2 separate regions of the Homo sapiens genome follow, and region 2 is linked to region 1. The links are chromatin loops, found by intact Hi-C in ENCODE. Cell type or tissue: Caco-2. All regions are shown on one strand. Links, peaks and the distances in the headings refer to the core of each region. The heading gives the core; the rest is flanking DNA.

The links. A loop is a pair of places that touch in the nucleus more often than their neighbours do. Peaks named below come from ENCODE experiments on the same cell type or tissue, not always from the same donor. Only the 100,000 strongest peaks of a DNase experiment are listed, where the experiment ranks them.
Region 2: it touches region 1 in a loop (4-fold over the local background); 1 of 110 quality-filtered maps calls a loop at or near these places.

The regions. Positions count from the first base shown.
Region 1 is chr3:194,291,582-194,301,503 of GRCh38, reverse strand. It overlaps LINC00887 (long intergenic non-protein coding RNA 887), which reads left to right. Exons shown (of 3, transcript NR_024480.1): 3 at 1-305. Among named protein-coding and RNA genes, the nearest start is that of LINC00887, 16 kb to the left of the region's middle. In Caco-2, for the core only: no CTCF peak of the experiment used is centred there; DNase peaks (open chromatin) are centred at 4,293 and 4,843; H3K4me3 peaks cover 1,373 bases.
Region 2 is chr3:194,230,460-194,240,381 of GRCh38, reverse strand. The region is part of intron 1 of LINC02036 (long intergenic non-protein coding RNA 2036); the gene reads left to right. Among named protein-coding and RNA genes, the nearest start is that of LINC02037, 12 kb to the left of the region's middle. RefSeq lists enhancers at 7,903-8,402, 8,403-8,904. In Caco-2, for the core only: no CTCF peak of the experiment used is centred there; no DNase peak of the experiment used is centred there.

The DNA.
Region 1 (9,922 bases), core at 3,206-5,705:
GCTATGCCGCGTCAAAAGAGTATGAGAGGTATTGTGGTGATGCTTTTGAATGCTAATCAGAATAAGGAGGGTGACTAGTCCATAGTTATATAGAATATAGGATATACAGAATATACCTTTTTCTGTAACGGGATGTGTCACTTAACTTTGTTCCTTAAAGCTCCAGAAGCCCAAGGTCACCCACAATGATTCAAGTATTATCAATGTTGAGAGCCTGTAAAAGCATCAAGTATATTATAGTTTCCAAAAAATTGTGAATTAGACTGAAAACCAGCATTTAAAAAATAAAGTGATGTTGACTTAAACACTGGTTTTATATACATGCCGCATATGAGCTGTGGAGGCCGCTCACATGCCAGCGTACTGGTTCATCTGCAATGGGCAGGCGGGCCATACCCCACTGGGGAGAAATCTTATGGGCTTCAGAAATGTCTAATGAAATAAGATTTTTAACTAGTTCAAAATCGGAGTTCAGAAACAGTTCAGTTAATATTTAAGTGTCGAGTTAAGAGAGGAGGTTGAACAAAATTCATTTTGAAGCTTTCACAGAGTTTTTAAAAAGCAAAACTTTAGACTTAAAATGGACTGTTTTATTATATGCAATGCACGTGAATATTAAATGTATGTTAAGTTTTTCATTTAGCAGATTTCTCCCCAGACTTTTAAAACCACCACCAAAAAATATTTACATATTCTCTCCTCTCCCCCAAAGCATCCCTCCCGTACACAAATACCCTTATTTTGAGACCGTGTTGCTCTAGATTAAACCAGTTCTTCCAAGAGCAGCCCGTAGGATTCTGCTCCATCCAGAGCAAGGCCCTTGGCTAAAGTCACTGCCTCTGCTTGACTGAGCCGGGCTGGGAATCTCATTATGGAAGCTTTCCACCTCCTTCCCAAGCCAGCCCTCTAGCGGAGGCCAAGATTGCGTCATCGGTCCTGGGCCTCATCCCTCCTTGCCTGAGGCCTGCTCACCTAATGTGTTTCAGGAGCATTCCAGCAGCCAGGCCTTCAGTTGCTCCCCGATCCCAGATGGGGAAAACCTTGTGCGGCACATTTGCCTCAGGAAGACTGCACTGGGCTCCCCGGCGCCCCTAGGACAGCGTCCCTTCACGTCGGAGAGACTGGGTGTGGGCCGTGAGGTTTAGGAGGCTTTAGGAGAAGGAAGATCCTCTCTCAGGAGTGAAATGATCTTATCTGAGAGGATGGAAGTGGTGAGGGCATCAGCATGGGTCCTGGGCTGCGGCTGTGCCTCTTCCTCCCCATGCTGACACGTGCTTGCCCACAAGCGCCCCGGGCCTCTACATCTCTTGGTAGTTTAAAGCTCTATTTTAGTCTCAACTAGCAGTTTCTCTCACTGGTAGATCTAAGTTCTAAGACTATTCAATGGGTTCTGTTTCTTTTTTTAAGAATTAAAAAAACTGTTCCAGTTAATTCACGGTCACTATGAAAAAAATAGGCAGGACATGTAAATAAAAGATTAAAATATATACAAATCAAAGAAGGAAGTACACCCAGGCCAGTTATCAGGCAAGCTTGCCAGACATCAATCCAGCAAGAAAACGATAGTGTGCTTTGAAAATGCCAAATCCGGCCGGGCGGGCGGCTCCCGCCTGTGATCCCGGCACTTTGGGAGGCCGAGGCGGGCGGATCACGAGGTCAGGAGATCGAGACCATCCTGGCTAACACGGTGAAACCCCGTCTCTACTAAAAATACAAAAAATTAGCCGGGCGTGGTGGCGGGCGCCTGTAGTCCCAGCTACTTGGGAGGCTGAGGCAGGAGAATGGCGTGAACCCGGGAGGCGGAGCTTGCAGTGAGCCGAGATGGCACCACTGCACTCCAGCCTGGGCAACAGAGCAAGACTCTGTCTCAAAAAAAAAAAAAAAAAAAAAGAAAAAGAAAAGAAAATGCCAAATCCGGCCAGGTGCGGTGGCTCATGCCTGTAATCCCAGCATTTTGGGAGGCCAAGGCGGGTGGATCACCAGAAGTCAGGAGTTCAAGACCAGCTTGACCAACATGGAGAAACCCCGTCTCTACTAAAAATACAAAATTAGCTGGGCATGGTGACGCATGCCTGTAATCCCAGCCACTCGGGAGCCTGAGGCAGGAGAATCACTTAAACCCAGGAGGCAGAGGTTACTGTGAGCCAAGATCGTCCCATTGCACTCCAGCCTGGGCAACAAAAGTGAGACTCTGTCTCAAAAAAAAAAAAGAAAAAAGAAAGAAAAAAAGAAAATGCCAAATCCATTACTTCTTTGGGAACCTCAGGTGTAACCGCTGGTGTGCTGTGGATGACACAGCATCACTGGGATCTGGTGCCTGGTATGAGCTGTGTGAAGGAGTAGGAGTGTGCTCACCCATCCGCAGGGCCACCGTTGGTCACTGTCCTACATTTTCCCTCCTTGCTCCCAGGGCTAGTCCTGGTTAGGTGTGGGCGGCAATCTGGGGACAGCAGTCAGCTTGCTGTCTGCTCCACTCTGCAACAAACTGCCTTCCTCAGTGCCCACCCCAACGGAGAAGGAACAAATGGTCTTCTGTTTGGATGGAGGAGAGGATTTGTATCTGTTCTCAGCTGCCTGTGGGTTTGTGCTTCCCACCTGCCTGCCCAGGCCTCATCTGATGTATCAGGAGTCCTCTGGGCGGGCACCAATGAGGGCAGCCTTTCAACTAATCCGGGGTGCCACCGAGGAGCTGGAGTGCGAGCTCTTTGGCCCTATGGGAAGCTCCCCTGGGAGGCTGCACTCTTTTCTACCAGTGAATGTTCTTTCACCCACTTCCTGCGGGCGCTGGCCAGATCCTCTGTGAGCAGTGGAGCTTGGCATGGTTCAGCGTGGAGCAGCCCTCCCAGCCACCCAGGGAAATCTCTCCATTCAATTACCTCCTGGCTTCCCACGCGTGGCCCATTAGCCTTGTCTGGGGCTCTTATGCATCAGGATTTATCATTGTGCAGCACCTGCGGGGGAGCTTGCCCCAGGCTTTGAAGGTCCTTCTGCAGAGGAGCTTAGGCAGGAGCAGGGGGCGCACGGAGGAGGTTTCTCTCAGTGGAGGAGCACGTGCTATGATTTCCTAGCCTGCTGTTGACGCTCCATTGCGGTCCTCATCACTTCAGAGCACTTTCATTCTTATTTTATTTTTAAATTTTTAAAAGAGACTGGGTCTCTTTTGTTGCCCAGGCTAGAGTACCGTGCTGTGATCACAGCTCCCTGGAGGCTTAAACTCCTGGGCTCAAGCAATTCTCGTGTCTCAGCCCCCTGAGTCGCTAAGACTACAGGTGGGCATCACCATGCCTGGCTAATTGATTTTATTTTTTAGAGATGAGCTCTTGCCACGTTTCCCAGACTGTGCTTGAACTCCTGGCCTCAAGCAATCCTCCCACTTCAGCCCCAAGAGTTGCTGGGATTACAGGGGGAAGCCACCTTGTCCGGCCCAGAAGCACTTTTCAAAGCCTCTTACGTTGGATGCTGTAGGTTCCATGCGACAATGACACTAATTATGATTTAAGCAGCACCTACTAGAAAGGAGCGTGTCTCATACATTATTGATCACTCTTAAAACTGCCTAGCTCCACGTGGTGGCTCACTCCTGTAATCCCAGCTCTTTGGGAGGCTGAGGCAGGCGGATCACCTGAGGTCAGCAGTTCGAGACCAGCCTGGCCAACATGGCGAAACCCCCTTTCTCTACTAAAAATACAAAAATTAGCCAGGCGTGGAGGCGCGTGCCTGTAATCCCAGCTACTTGGGAGGCTGAGGCAGGAGAATCACTTGAACCTGGGAGACGGAGGTTGCAGTGAGCCGAGATTGCACCACTGCACTCCAGCCTGGGTGACAGAGTGAGACTCCATGTAAAAACAAACAAACAAAGAACCCCAAACTGCCTAGCTCCATTTTGTTCAACAAGAGGCTCAGAGAGTATGTTTGAGGTCACCCACGTGTGTATTTTACGTCTAAAACCTCTCCTGACCCTCGAATGACCCACTCCTGGCTGTAGTCAGTTAGGTCTGTTCAGCCGCAGGAGAGGAGGCTCACAACGGCCAGGCAGGCTCCGATCTTCTCAATGTGGTCCCTCGCTGTGGCGGCTTAGCTTAGATCTTCTCTCAAACTCAGGCCGCTAGAGGGTCCCCACCGGGAAAGGGACACGCCAGGGCGTGGGGCAGGTCTGGAGCGGCCCGGGGCCGGGTGGATCCCGGCGCTCTGCTTTTACCTGGCAGGCGGGAGCGGTCCGGCGGGGCGTGGGCGCAGCGGGGGCCCGGGGCTGGAGGGGAGGGGACGGAGGGGGCAGGAGGGGGAGGGCCGGGAGGAGCCAGCAAGCTGGCGGCGGCGGCGGCCTTGAGCCACTGGCTGGGGCTGGTTGTGGCCGAGGCTGTGGCGAGAGGCGGGGCCGCTGGTGTGGCCAACGAGCCCGTAATGAAGCCCGGCGCCTGAGTCCCCTTTGTTCCCGGGGAACTACTTAAAAAGCCCCCTCCTCAGTCCCCGTGCGGGGCGAATGAGGACAATGGCCGGAGTCGCAGTGGGCAGAGCGGAACGCCCCCTTCAGAGAGGCCTTTCCAGCCGCGCGGCCCGGGGGACTGCAGGCGGGGCGCGCGCTGCCCTTCGAGGCCAAGAGGCCAACGGTGAAACAACAAAGATTTTTTTTTTCTTTCTTTTTTCTTTTTTTTTTAGAAAGAAATCTCGCCATTGCCGGGAATGGGTAAATCACTCAGGCCGCGTGGGTCCTTGGCAGATGGCAGAGGCGGCTTCCCAGTCCCCCACCTGGCACTAGAGGGACGGGGCGCGCACCCAACGGTGGCACGCATCGCCGAATTTTCCTGAATGCCGCTGTGGCACATTCCTGGCCTTTGCAGTTATTAGGAAATGAGAGGATCTTTTTTCCTTCTACTCTCCCCTCCCCCTGCCTTCGTTTTTCTTCCAGGCATGGAATTATCTACTTTAGCAGTTCAAAAGACATTCCATTCCCATGACAAAGACAGAAAGGGGTGATGTTGGCATACTGTAGCCCTCTTTCTCATAGGGAGACTTGAGCAATAAATCATAATGAATGAGAATTTAAAATAGCATTTATTTAACCTTTAATAGTACACCTTGCTGATTTTCAAAGCGTCACCAACAGCTTTGTTTTTCACATTCCCCAGCAAGGGTCCAACTCAAACTTTGAGCAGACAGTAGCGAATTTTATTCCTCTCATATATTCCTAAAAAAAAATGGGTTGAGGGGATTCGTGTTCCGCTCCCTCTCAGCTCTTAAATGTCTTAAGTCTATCACTGAACAAAGACTGACAGAAGATTTTAAAATAGAATGCAAAACTATCATCACAGCAAATATCTACTTACATCTTTTTTTTTTTTTTTTAGATGGAGTCTCGCTTTGTCGCCCAGGCTGGAGTGCAGTGATGCGGTCTCGGCTCACTGAAGCCTCCTCTTTCCGAAGCCTACGCCTCCCAGGTGCAAGCGATTCTCCTGCCTCAACCTCCCAAGTAGCTGGGATTACAGGCGTCCGCCACCACACCCGGCTACTTTTTTTTTTTTTTTTTTGAAACGGAGTCCCGCTCTGTCGACCAGGCTGAATGGAGTGCAGTGCCGCGCTCACTGCAAGCTCCGTCTCCCGGGTTCACGCCATTCTCCTGCCTCAGCCTCCCGAGTAGCTGGCACTACAGGCGCCCGCCACCACGCCTGGCTAATTTTTTTTTTTTTTTTGTATTTTTAGTAGAGACGAGGTTTCAGCATGTTAGCCAGGATGGTCTCGACCTCCTGACCTCGGGATCCGCCCGCCTTGGCCTCCCAAAGTGCTGGGATTACAGGCGTGAGCCACTGTGCCCGGCCCTTTTTTTTTTTTTTAAAGTAGAGACGAGGTTTTGGCATGTTGGCCAGGCCAGTCTCCAACTCCTGACCTCAGGTGATCTGCCCGCCTCAGCCTCCCAAAGTGCTGAGATTACAGGCCTGAGCCACTGTTCACGACCCCACGCCCAGCTCTACTTATATCTTCTATTTAGCACTCTTCTTTCTGGCTTGGAACCCACCTATCTCTTTTCCAGAGGCAATGATATACACAGGTATCCACCTTAGCTCACCCAAGACGGGCTCACACCAGTGAATGCCAGAGTATCTGGAAGTGGTTGATCAAAAACATTCTCAATAATGGGTAATCCAGCAGGAGACACCAACCTCGACAAAAATGAAAGGTCAGGGGGATTTTCCCCCAAAAGAACGGAATATTCTAAAAGTTTGAACACCTTTTAACAGTCTTGGGCTTTCATCCCTGTGTGTGTTGCAATTTACAGTTGTGCTTGAGGATGGGAGAATATCCTAGGTCATTGTTTTCAGTAAGGGTCATTTTTAGCTTCTCAGAATGTGACTCTGGTATGTTCCATTGCACAGGTATTTTTCACAGTTCCCTAGGCCTGACTGGTCTGAGAGTATTTAAGGCTGCCCCAGAGAGGAGCCCCTAGCCAGGCGATTCCCGGCTTGTGCAGGAATCGCAGTGGAAGGACAATGGGCCAATTACTAGCAAAGCCTGCGGTCTCCCTGGGAGAGGTTAAGGAGGAGAGCACATGGCCTTTAAGCTACCGTGTCATCTGTTCTGGGGCTTAATCAAGTTATCATATCACCCCAGTGTCTCCCGGCTTCTATCCATCGATTTGAATGAAGACAAAAATTTGCAGACAAATTTCTAGCAGCAGGAAGTTGGTGCTCTCCTGTGAGGCTGGATGAAAAGCACCTGTAACCTTGCCGGCCTCCATCTAGCTCCTGCTGGGAGCTGCTTCAGGCAGCAGCCTGCTGGATTCAGAGCCTGCCTGTCAGTGGAAGCTGGGCTCGGGGGAGGATGCTAGTATGTGTTTCAAGAGAATGGCCTGGAGCAGGCTCAGCTGTGGCTAGGACGGCACAATGTGGCCAGCTACTGGGGAATGGGTAGGTGGACACTGTCACCTTCCTTTTGATATTGACCTGGAGTCATATTTAAGTTAAGACAGAGCTGGCGTGCAACAATCCTCATGATGGTTTGAAGGGAAACTGTTTCTGTCTCTGGAGGGAGGGTAAGAGTCAAGGAGCTCTCCCACACTGCCATGAAGGCCAGACCTCTACTCCTCTCTGAGCTGGTTTCCTTCTCGGTGAAGCTCAAGCATGTAGTAATTTGCATCTAATCTGCAGGGTGGAAGAGAAAGGAAGTTTGATGTAGTAGATTGAGCATTGTTTGGGAGTCATAAGACATGTTCTAGACCTAGCTCTACAACTTGGGTAAGTGGCTTAGCCGCTTTTTTTCTTGGTTATTTCGCGTATAAGATGGGGATAATGATCCAGGCTGTTGCCTACTTCACAGGTTATGAACCAAGGAGATGAAAGATGCTGATCAGTCAATGAAAAAAATTTAAAAACCACATTACTAGTGCCTCTAAAGCCCTGCCAGCATCTATGCCCTGTGATTCAACATCACAAAGAGGGCTAGGAGAAGAAGAAAGTTATTAATTGGCATTACTATAAAAGCATTCCATCCTGAGAAGAGGTTCATCACTGAATGTGAATTTCATAGTCATTAGCAGAAAAAGCCAGAGGGTATGAGTTCAACACTCTGAGGTGGCTTGTTGATCTGATCAAAATCAACTTTTCTGGAGTCCACAGAAAATTAGACTTTTTGACATTCTGCTGAAAGAGTCATATCCCAAAAAGGCTGGATGGAGACCTGGTCAATAAATCACTTCTTCTCCCGCCCCTGACCTTCACACTGTTTATGTCCTTCAGCCACTATGACAGGGGACATCGACCTTGAACCTAGTTGGCAACTCTAGCCTGTTTCCTCATCTATCAAATGGGGTACATTTTCTCTGCCTCCCTAACTGGTGGGAGCATGGGTAGAGTCATCTGGTCAACAGGTGAGAAAGTGTTTTGTAAAGCAGAAGGTGCTGGATGTGTTCACACTTCACCACACACTCCTAAAGGATCATTATTGTCCATTTAACTGGAACCCAAATGAATACATTGGGGAAATTTTGCAGCCTTGTGGACTTGGCAGTTTGGATCCAATGTCATGGATGATGTGGCTCAAAAGAAGTTTCTTTATGCTGAGTAATCACCTGGCTGCTGGCTCTGAATGAATAGGTATAGGGTACCCTGTTGCTCTCCTGAGAGACTGGCCCAGTGGGCATAAGCAGGGCTTGGACGCTGATGCCCAAACACAGAGAACATCAGACAGCAAACAGCTAAACCAGGGACCAAATGCTCTGCGTTGCTTCTTTTCCCATTAGTTTGCTCCTAAGCACCTGCCCCATCAAAATACCCATGACTCCCCCAAATGTCACAGGGGGCACTGCTGGGATGTTCCCTCTGCCGTTTCCTCTGCCACATCTCTCCACCTTCTCTGCTTATTTAATTTATCTTATCCTGGCTGGGCACAGTGACTCATTCCTGCAATCCCAGCACTTTGAGAGGCCAAGGTGGAAGGATTGCTTGAGCCCAGGAGTTTGAGACCAGCCCGAGCAACACAGCAAGATCCCATCTCTACAAAAATTAAAAAACTTAGCCAGGTGTGGCAGTGCACCTGTAGTCCTAGCTACTAGGGAGGCTAAGGTGGGAGGATCACTTAAGCCAGGAGTTTGAGGCTGCAGTGAGCTATGATTGTGCCACTGCACTCCTGCCACAGCCTGGGTGACAGAGCGAAACCCTGTCTCTCAAAAGAAAAAAAAAGTCTCATCAAGGTTCTACTCATTGTCACCTCCTCTGTGAGGCCACAGTCTTCAAACTCCTAACACAGTCAGTACTGACTATCCCCCCAGCCGAGTGAAGCACTGTCTTGTGCTTTGCCGCGCTGCAGTCTGATTTGTATGAGCATTCACTGTGCACCCACCTCTATCCCTGTTTACGTTGTGAGCTTCTCAAGGGCAGAAACCAGGTATGATCCCTCTTGGTGTCCCAGCACCTAGCACAGCTGCTGGTGTCTAGTAATTTATGATTCAATGTTGGATTGCATTTTTGCCATTCCTTTGTGTGTCAGAGAGTGACCTGAGGGGATTGTGAGAGGGGAAGAAAAGATGAAATCTTTTATTTTTATTTATTTAAATCAATTCCATTTTTGCTTTTGCCTTGAGTCCCAGCCCATTAAAAAATCTGAAAAACTGCTCTGATGTAATTCATAGGATAACCACAGTTTGTCTACTCACCAATTGAGGGACATTTGGGTTGCTTCCAGATTTATTTATTTTTTGAGACAGAGTTTTGCTCTTGTTGCCCAGGTTGAAGTGCAATGGCATGATCTTGGCTCACTGCAACCTCCACCTCCAGGGTTCAAGCGATTCTCCTGCCTCAGCCTCCACAGTAGCTGGGATCACAGGTGCCCGCCACCATGCCCAGCTAATTTTTGTATTTTTAGTAGAGATGGGGTTTCACCATGTTGGCCAGGCTGGTCTCAATCTCCTGAGCTCAAGTGACCCACCCACCTCAGCCTCCCAAAGTGCTGGGATTACAGGTGTGAGCCACCATACCCGGCCTCCAGAGTTTGGCTATTATGAATATGTGGTTATGAATAATGTTGCTGTGAACATTCACATACAAGTCTATGTTTTCATTCTCTTGGGTAAGTACCTAGGAGTGGAATTTCTGGGCTATGTAATGGGTGTATGTTTAACTTTAAGAACACTGCCAAACACTTTTCCAAAGGGGCCATACCGTTTCACATTTCTACTGGCAGTGTTTGAGAGTGTAGTTTTTCTACATCTTCACTAACTCCTTGCGATGACAGTTTAAAAAAAAACCCATTCTAATGGGTATATTGGGTATTTCATTGTAGTTTTGATTTGTATTTCCTTGTTGCCTAGTCGTGTTCATATTGGCTGCCCATATATTTTCTGTGGGAAGTGTCTGTTCAAATATTCTGTCCATTTTTAAAATCTGTATTGTTTGCTTTCTTATTATTCTGCATACAAGCCTTTCACTATATATAT
Region 2 (9,922 bases), core at 3,908-6,407, 62 kb after region 1:
TTGTATTTAGTTCAGAATATTTTAAAACTTCTTTTGAAATTTCTTCTCTGATTCACATGTTATTTAGAAGTGTGTTGTTTAATCTCCAAGTACTTGGGAATTTTCCAGCTATCTTTCTGTTATTGATTTCTAGTTTAATTCTATTGCGGTCCGATAGCAGACACTGTGTGATTTCTATTTGCTTAAATTTGTTAAGGTGTGCTTTATGTCCCAGAATCCTATCTTGGTGAACTTTTTTTGTTTTTGTTTTTTTATTTGTTTTTGTTTTTGTTTTTTTTTTTAGACAGAGTCTTGCTGTGTCACCCAGGCTGGAGTGCAATGGCGTGATCTTGGCTCACTGCAACCTCTGCCTCCTGGGTTCAAGCAGTTCTCCTGCCTCAAGCCTCCTGAGTAGCTGGGATTACAGGCATGTGCCACCATGCCAGGGTAATTTTTGTATTTTTAGTAGAGATGGGGTTTCACCACGTTGGCCAGGCTGGTCACGAACTCCTGACCTCAGGTGATTTTTCCATGTGACCTTGAGAAGAATGTGTATTCTGCTGTTGTTGGATGAAGTAGTCTATAGATGTCCATTATATCCAATTGATTGATCAAGTCATTGACTTCAATTATATTGTTACTTATATTCTGCCTCCTGGGTCTGTCCACTTTTGATAAAAGGGTATTGAAGTCTCCAGCCAAAATAGTGGATTCATCTACTTCTCCTTGCAGTTCTGTTGCTTTTTGCCTCACCTATTTTGATGCTCTGTTAGGAGCATAAATTAAGGACTGTTATTTCTTCTTGGAGAATTGATCTCTTTATTATTGTATATTGCCCTCTTTGTCCATGATAACTTTCCTTGCTCTGAAGTCTATTCTTTCCAAAACTAATATATCCTTGTTTTCCTAATTACTGTTACTGTGTTATATCTTTCTCTATACATTTACTTTAAATCTATCTGGATTCTTATATTTAAAGTTTGTTTCTTGTAGACAACATGTAATCAGGTCTTGTTTTTCAATTCACTTTAACAATCTCTGTCCTTTAGTGGGTGCATTTAGGCTGGGCACAGTGGCTCACACCTATAATCCCAGCACTTTGGGAAGCTAAGGCAGGAGGAACACTTGCATCTAGGGGTTTGAGACCAGCCTGGGAACCACAGTGAGACTCCCATCTCTATGAAAAATAAAAAATTAGCCCTGCATAGTGGTGCGCACTGTAGTCCCAAGTACTCCGGAGGCGGAAGTGGGAGGATTGCTTAAGCTTTGGGGGTCAAGGCTGCAGTGAGCCTTGATTGTGTCACTGCACTCCAGCCTGGGTGACAGAGTGAGACCCTGTCTCAAAATAATAATAAAATAATGATAATAATAATTATTTTTAAAATGGGTGCATTTAGGCCATTGATATTCAAAGTGATTATTGATGTAGCTGAATGAATATTACCATATTTATTGTTGTTTTCTATAAGTTGCCCTGGTTCTTTGTTCTTATTTTGTCTTCTACTCTTTTTCTTCCTTTTGTGTTTTAATTGAACATTTTATTATTCCATTTCCTCTTCTTTCTAAGCATATCAGTTTTTTTTAATTTTTTTTTTTTTTTAGAAGTTGCCCTAGAGTTTGCAATATACATTTACAACTCATCCAAGTCCACTTCAAATAACACTATACCAGCTGGGTGCAGTGGCTTATGCCTGGTCTCCCGGTGCTTTGGGAGGCCAAGGTAGGAGAATCACTTGAGTCCAGGAGTGAGCCACGATGGCGCCACTGCACTCTGGCCTGAGTGTGACCCCATCTCAAATAAAACAAAAAATCTAAAACACACACACACAAACAAACCCCAAACAACACTATATCGCTTATGGATAGTACAAGTAACCTAAGATAACAAAATAATTTTAATTCCTCCCTTCCATCCCTGGTATCATTGCTGTCATTCACTTCACTTATACGTAAGCATATACAATTAAGTACATTGATGCTATCATTATCTTGAACAGACTGATATCTATCAGATCAATTAAGAATGAGAAAAATAAGGCCAGGCACGGTGGTTCATGCCTGTAAACACAGCACTTTGGGAGGCCGAGGCAGGTGGATCACCTGAGGTCAGGAGTTCAAAACCAGCCTGGCCAACATGGTGAAACCCCAACTCTAATAAAAATATAAAAATTAGCTGGGCATGATGGTGTGCCCCTGTAATCCCAGCTACTCGGGCTGAGGTAGGAGAATTGCGTGAACCTGGGAGGCAGAGGCTGCAGTGGGCAGAGATCACACTACTGCATTCCAGCCTGGGCAACAAAGTGAGACTCCATTTCAAAAAAAAAAAAAAAAAAAAAACAAAACAAATAAGAAAAATAAAGGTTTTTATTTTACCTTCACTTGTTCCTTCTCTGATGCTCTTCCTTTCTTTATGTTGATCCCAGTTTTTGATTTGTATAATTTTTCTTCTTTCTAAATAACTTCTTTTAACATGTCTTGCAAGGCAGTTGTATTGGAAAAAGAATTTTCTCAATTTTTGTTTTTCTGAGGAAGTCTTTACTTCTTCATGTTTGAAGGATAATTTTGCAGGGTACAGAATTCTAGGTTGGTGGTTGTTTTCTCTCAACACCTTAAGTATTTTAGTCCATTCTCTTCCTGTTTGCTTTGTTTCTGAAGAGAAGTCAGACATAATTCTTACCTTTGCTCTTCTGTAGGATAAGATGTTTCTTCCCTCTGGCTTCTTTCAAGATTTTCTTTACTGTTGATTTTCTACAGTTTGAACATGATATGCCTGGGTGTATTTTTGGGGCATTTATCCTGCTTTGTGTTCTCTGAGCTTCTGGAATCTGTGGTTTGGTATCTGATCTTAATTGAGGGAAATTCTCAATCATTATTCTTTCAAATATTTCTTCTTTTCCTTTCTCTCATTCTTCTCCTTTTTATATTCCCATTTACACCGTTTGTAGTTGTCCTGCAGTTCTTGGATGGTCTGTTCTACTTATTTCAGTCCTTTTTCTGTTTTCTTTTCAGTTTTGAAGGTTTCTATTGAAATACACCCAAGCTCAGAGATTATTTTCTTAGCCATATCCAGTCTACTAATAAGCTCATTGAAGGCATTCTTCTTTTCTGTCACAGTGTTTTTTATCTCTAGCGTTTCTTTTTCTTTTTAGTTCTTAGAATTTCCATCTCTCTGCTTACATTGCCCATCTGTTCTTGCATGCCGCTTACTTTATCCATTAGAGCCCTTAGCATACTAGTCATAGCTGTTTTACATTCCCGGTCTGATCATTTCAACATCCATGTCATACCCGAATCTGGCTTTAATGTTTGCTCTGTCTGTTTGGACTTTGTTGTTTTGTCTTTAGTATGCCTTGTAACTTTTTCTTCAAAGCCTGGCATGGTGTCTTGGGTAAAAGGAACTGTTGTAAATGGGCCTTTGGTGATGTGGTGGTAAGGCATTAGGCAATGGGAAAGTGTTCCACAGTCCTATGATTTGGTCTGAATCCCTTAGGGAGCCTGTGCCTCTGGACTGTGAATGTCACACCTGCTTCTCGGTACCCTCTCCTCTCCTGTGGGTGGGACAGGAAGATTTGAGGGGGATCCAGTTTGGTGTTTCCTTTCCTCCAGGTCAGTTAGGTACTGATAAAGCCCCAGTAGTTTAGGCACTGGTAAAATAGTTTCTCTTGAGGGCAGACCTTGTTAAGAAGAACAGAATGTTTTGGTGTATTCCAAAATGGCTCCTTTCCCCCTCCCTGTACTGGAAACATGAGGGATTTTTCTCCAATATTCAATGGGAGCACCAGGTCAAGCTCTTGGGGGTAAAACACACAAACGTGTAGGAGTCTCCCATCCCCATGACTAGGTCTTAGAGTTTTTCACTCTTAGAGTTATCCACACTGAGCCTCCAGTAATTAGTCAATTACAGTGTAGGTTTTCCTACCCTGGCCCTGGTTCCCACAGTTTGTGCTCTGGTCTGTTGTGATTCTCTGTATTCACCTGCCTGTCTCTTCAATTTGGGAGCAGTGATTTGCCCTGTAACCTCTCTTCTCTTATGGATCTAAGAAGAGCTGTTGCTTTTTCAGTTTGTTCAGACTTTATTTATTTATTTATTTGAGACAGAGTCTGGCTCTATCACCCAGGCTGGAGTGCAGTGGCGTGATCTCGGCTCACTGCAACTTCTACCTCCCAGGCTTAAGCAATCCTCCCACCTCAGCCTCGGGAGTAGCTGGGCCCACTGGCATGCGCCATCATGCCTGAGTAATTTTTGTATTTTTTGTAGAGACAAGGATTTGCCGTGTTGCCCAGACTGGTCTCAAACTCCTGGGCTCAAGTGATCTGCCTGCCCTGGCCTCCCAAAGTGCTGGGATTACAGGAGCGAACCAGTGTGCCTGGCCCAGCTTTTTACTTTTTGTTAGGATAGTGTGGCGACTTCCAAGCTTCTTATTTGCTGGGATGGAAACTGGAAGTCCTCTTCTGGCAGCTTCTTCTCCTTCAACAAGAACACTTCATAGGTGCTGTCCTTTTCCTCCATCCAGCCTCCCAAATATCAGTCTCTCTTCTTCCTAGCATCTAGAATGCCACCTGGAAAGAATGTGTGCTGGGACTAGGGACACCTGGGGTCTATCTGATGGGCAAGGCTAAAAGGGAAGTGGCTCAAGATGGCATCTAGAGAACTCAGTCTTTACCTGTACCTGCTATTTAGTGAGGAAGTCATCACTTCATAGTAATATGAATCATAACCATGACTTCTGGAGTGTTTACAATATGCCAGCCACTGTTTTAATTGCTTTTAATGTAAAAACTAATTTATTCTTCTCAACAACCCCATGTGGTTGGTACTAATATTATTACCATTTAGAAATGAGGAACCAAGCCCAGAAAGATGAGATGATTTGTCTAAAATGTCACCCCTGTGCTTGCCAGAGAGGACAGTCCTATCTTGGAGAGTCCTTGACTTAGGGGCTCTTTGGCTTCTATCATCAACACACTTTGAAATGCTGCATTCTCACCCTGACTGACCTCTTGTGATCTCAAAATAGTGCATCAACTACAAATTCCTCTCTTATCTTGGAGGGGGTTTGCCTGCTAGTGCAGTCACTCACATCCAGACTTCTTGTCTCAAGGTTCCCTATAGACGTAAGAATTATGTCTTCTCATCAGGCAGTACTTTCCAAGCTAGATTCAGGCAAAATGGCCCATCTGCCTAGGGCTCTTTGGCCTTCCGGAAATGACAGCTCCTTACCTTTCTTTCAGTGCTAGAGGAACACAGTAATATGGTCCTATAAAGGCAATCTGTTAGATACTGTTTAGTTTCACCACTTTACAAAATATCTACTCCGGTCCACCACCACCCGCATTCCTGAAAAAAAAAAAAAACAAAAAAAACAAAAAACCAGTTCCCCTCCTACAGGTTTTAGAGTTGGAGCTGTTCCTACCTAGCCCTGGGGAACTGGGGTAATGATCTTTGAACCTTCCAGGGATGTCACTTTTCTAAGATTCCTCCTTGGAAAAAGAGAACTAGTAATAAATTATGTAAAGACTTCAGGAACTAAACCTCAAAGTTCTTTTGGGAGCCAAACCTCTCTGCTCCCAAATCGTGGAGCAGGAGGACCGTGGGGCAGGGCATGGAGAGTGGCAACAGAAGCTGTGAGCAGGACCAGCGACTGATATGCCTAGGGCCTAGGACAAAATGGAAATGTGGGGCCCCTTATTAAAAAATGATCAAGAACTTCAAGATAACATCAACATGGCATTAAACCAAATACGGAGCCCTTCTAAATGTGGGCCTTGTGTGAACACAGGTGATGTGCACGTGAAGTCAGCTCTGGCAATAGGGGCCCTCCTGGCACTTTGGGATGCATCTGAAACACTTGCATAAATGATATAATGTTTGTCAAATAAGACCGAGCTTGACTGGATGGTATATGAGGTCACTTTTCTTTTTCTTTCTTTCTTTTTTTTTTTGAGACTGAGTTTTGCTCTTGTCGCCCAGGCTGGAGTGCAATGGCGCGATCTCAGCTCACTGCAACCTCTACCTCCCAAGTTCAAGCGATTCTCCTGCCTCAGCCTCCCAAGTAGCTGGGATTACAGGCATCCAACACCATGCCCAGCTAATTATTGTATTTTTAATAGAGACGGGGTTTCACCATGTTGGCCAGGCTGGTATCGAACTCCTGACCTCAGGTGATCCACCCGCCTCGGCCTCCCAAAGTGTTGGGATTATAGGTGTGAGCCACGGTGCCCAGCCATAAGAGGCCACTTTTCATTGTGGCTCAGATAACTCTGAACTGTGGCATATTCCAGACAGAGGTATAATAGGACTAAGCACTGAATGTCCTAGGGGAAAGTCTCCAGGTTTTTGAAGACCACATCATGGCAATAATGGCCTAGCACAGCAATTCCTGCCTCACGGCGAGGAAGAGGAGGTTGGGGGGCAAACAGAGTATGAAAAAGTACATTTATTAATTTAGTCACAAAAACCATGGAAAGTAAAGCCCCTAAAAGTCTTCTTGACATTCGGATGCAGAAAAGGTAGGGTGAGAAAGCATTGTGCAGGGTTGGCTTAGAGAAGGCTGAGGAACATGAGAAACAGTGCCTTAACTTTTTATGTTTACTTTTTTAAAAGAACAGCAATGCAAGGAGAAACATTTGGGAGATGCTTATCAATGTAAGAAACATCTGGAAATGGGAAATAGCAGATGCGGATGATTTTGTTCTAAGGGAGGATTTTGCTCCTAAATTTCTCTAGGAGACCCCACACAGCAGAATGGAAGCTTCTGGTGGCCAGTCTTCCACTTCTCTTGCAGAGGAGACATTGGTCACCATGAAGACAGGCCATAAGCAAAAGCTGGGGGCAGAAATGTCTGGGGTTGTGTACCAGGCAGTTGTTTCCAGCTACCTCTGCAGGATCTCAAAGGACCTCCCTGAGATCACCAAGGGACAGAAATCCATATTGCACACCTCCACAGGGCACCATTCACATTTCAGTCTGCTGGGGAGTGGTGCTCCAGGGTGCCTTTCCCATGGGGTACAATGGGGGTTGCATAGTGTGACTCAGCATTTTTCCTCTCTGTGTTTTATAGGTGGCTCTGAAATTCTATAAAATAATGGCTTTTCCACAGGTGGTCCTGGCACCTCCACTGGACCTTAGTGGGGTACTCTCTGCTCTATTGTCTCATCTTCCTGCTATGGCTGGGTACAGGCTGGTAAGAGAAGGGATGAGCATGTCATTCTGCGTTCTTTTCCCTTTTCTGCTAACCCATGAAGCACTCCAGTGAATCGCCATGAGCAGATGAGACCAACTTAGAACAAAATCCCTCCACTGCAGAGAGTGAAGCTAGGTCTTCCTGAAAAATTATTTAATATAGTTGTAATGCTCATTTAATCCTTAAATCTGGCTAATTTTTTAGAACCTTCCATTTACAAGATTACATTTACAACCTTCTCTCAGTGCCTCGATTTTCTGATGTGTAAGATGGGGTGTAATATAATGGGTTATTGAGAGAATTATATGAGTTAATATAAGAAAAGTCCTTCTGTCAAGTAATAAGTGTTATTACTAAATGAGAAATGTGATAAATAAATAAGCACGTACAATGATGGTTTTTTTCTTTTTTTCTTTTTCTTTCTTTTAAATGAGTTGAGGTCTTGCTATGTTTCCCAGGCTGGTCTCAAACTCCGGGGCTCAAGTGATCCTCCCACCTCAGCCTCCAAGGGATTACTGGGATTACAGGTATGAGCCACCACACCTGGCCTACAATTATTGTGAAATCAAAAAGTTCACTTGTAATACTGGTTTTGTAGTAGCGCTGGCACCTTCCACAGGACAATGTTTTGGCCTGTGGATGAAATGTTGAGTATTACTATCTAAAAGCAGGCTCCTGACTGACTCAAAAGTCATCATGCCTTGTATCCAGATGAGCAGATTCTTTCCTGCCTTCAAAGAAAAATGAGAAGAAAAGAACTGATTTCTTCTGTGGAGTTGGACGCTTTCCAGAACTTTACGGCTATGCTTTAAATTGATGAATGGCTGACTGCCGGTGGAGACCCTGACAGGCTGGGACTGCTGGGATGTTAAAATAAAATGATAGAAAATGAAGACAATTCAGCTTGAGTTTCCACAGGGCCATTTGATCCCACCAGAATCCTTTCCAGAGCAAACGAGGCCAGAGAGAGCCAACACCTGTAACAACATCGCTGGTGTCCCTGCCCAAAGGGTGACCACTGGAGACAGAAGGGAAATAAACAGTCCGTGGGGCAGACAAAGGAAAGACACAGGCCTGGGGACCCAGCTGCCTCATGCCACCTTTGAAATGACAATAGGGATTTTAAAAAACTACTGCAATTTAAAACAGGAAAAGAAGACTCTCCCTATCTGTAAGGTGATGCCTCGGCGGGGGCGGGGGCCAGTCTCTTCGGGACTCATCTGTGTTGCAGCCGGGACACCCTCTAGGGCCTTGGGCCTGAGTTCTCTCGGGACCCTGCCCTTCAGGTGGCTGCGCCAGAGAGCAGCAGCCTCCACACTGAGGGAGGTGGACTCATCTTCATAACACCAGACGCTGAAAATCTGACACTTTATCCGTAGCAGGTAAACAACCCAGAAAGATTATTTTAAATAACAAAATAAAATAAAAAGAATACACTTTGGGAGGCTGAGGCAGGCGAATCACCTGAGGTCAGGAGTTCGAGACCAGCCTAGCCAACATGGCGAAACCCTGTCTCTACAAAAATACAAAAAAAAATTAGCCAGGAGTGGTGATAGACGCCTGTCATCCCACCTCTTGGGAGGCTGAGGCAGGAGAATTGCTTGAACCTGGGAGGCGGAGTTTGCAGTGAGCTGAGATCATGCCACTGCCCCTCCAGCCTGGGTGACAGAGCGAGACTCTGTCTCAAAAAAATAACAATAATAAAAATAATCATGTTGGAAGAAAGTTTAGAAAATATAGAAAAGTAGAAAAAAGAAGAAATTATTCATGTCTCACTCCCTATAGCCAACATTGGTTAAAAGTTTGGTATGCTTTCTTCCAGACTTAAACAAAAACACCCAGACAGACATGCTTTAAAAAAGAGTCGTGACTGGTGGGCGCGGTGGCTCACGCCTGTAATCCCAGCACTTTAGGAGGCTGAGGAGGGCAGATCACGGGGTCAGGAGATGGAGATCATCCTGGCTAACATGGTGAAACCCCGTCTCTACTAAAAATACAAAAAATTAGCTGGGTGTGGTGGTGGGCACCTGTAGTCCCAGCTACTTGGGAGGCTGAGGCAGGAGAATGGTGTGAACCCAGGAGACGGAGCTTGCAGTGAGCCGAGATCACGCCACTGCACTCCAGCCTGGGCCACAGAGCGAGACTCCATCTCAAAAAAAAAAAAAAAATCGTCGTGACTATATCTTACTTAATATTATTTTATAATCCTTCTACATGGTATGATGAAATTTTATAGATACAGTTGAATGGCTGTGTAATTAACAAATAAATTCATTATTAGTTAATATTCTTTTTAATAAAAGGATATTTTGACTACTTTATTTTTTACTAGTATAAATAATGCTACAATGAGCACTTCTTAAATAATTGCTTTTTGAGATATAATTCAGGTATCATAAAATTTACTTTTTAAAGTGTACGATGCTGTAGACTTCAGCATATTCACAGTTATACAACTATCATCACTATCTCATTCCAGAACATTTCTGTCACCCTAGAAAGAAATTCCATACCCATTCCTCCCTCTGCAGCCCCTGACAACAACTAATCTATTTTCTATTTCTATGGATTTGTCTATTCTGAACATTTCATGTAAATGGAACCACAAAATAGGTGACCCTTTGTGTCTGGCCTCTTTCTCTTATCATAGTATTTTCAAAGTTCATTTATGTTATCACAGGTATCAGTTCTTGATTCCTTTTTATGGCCAAATAATATTGCATTGTGTAGATGTATCACTTTTGTTTATCCATTCACCA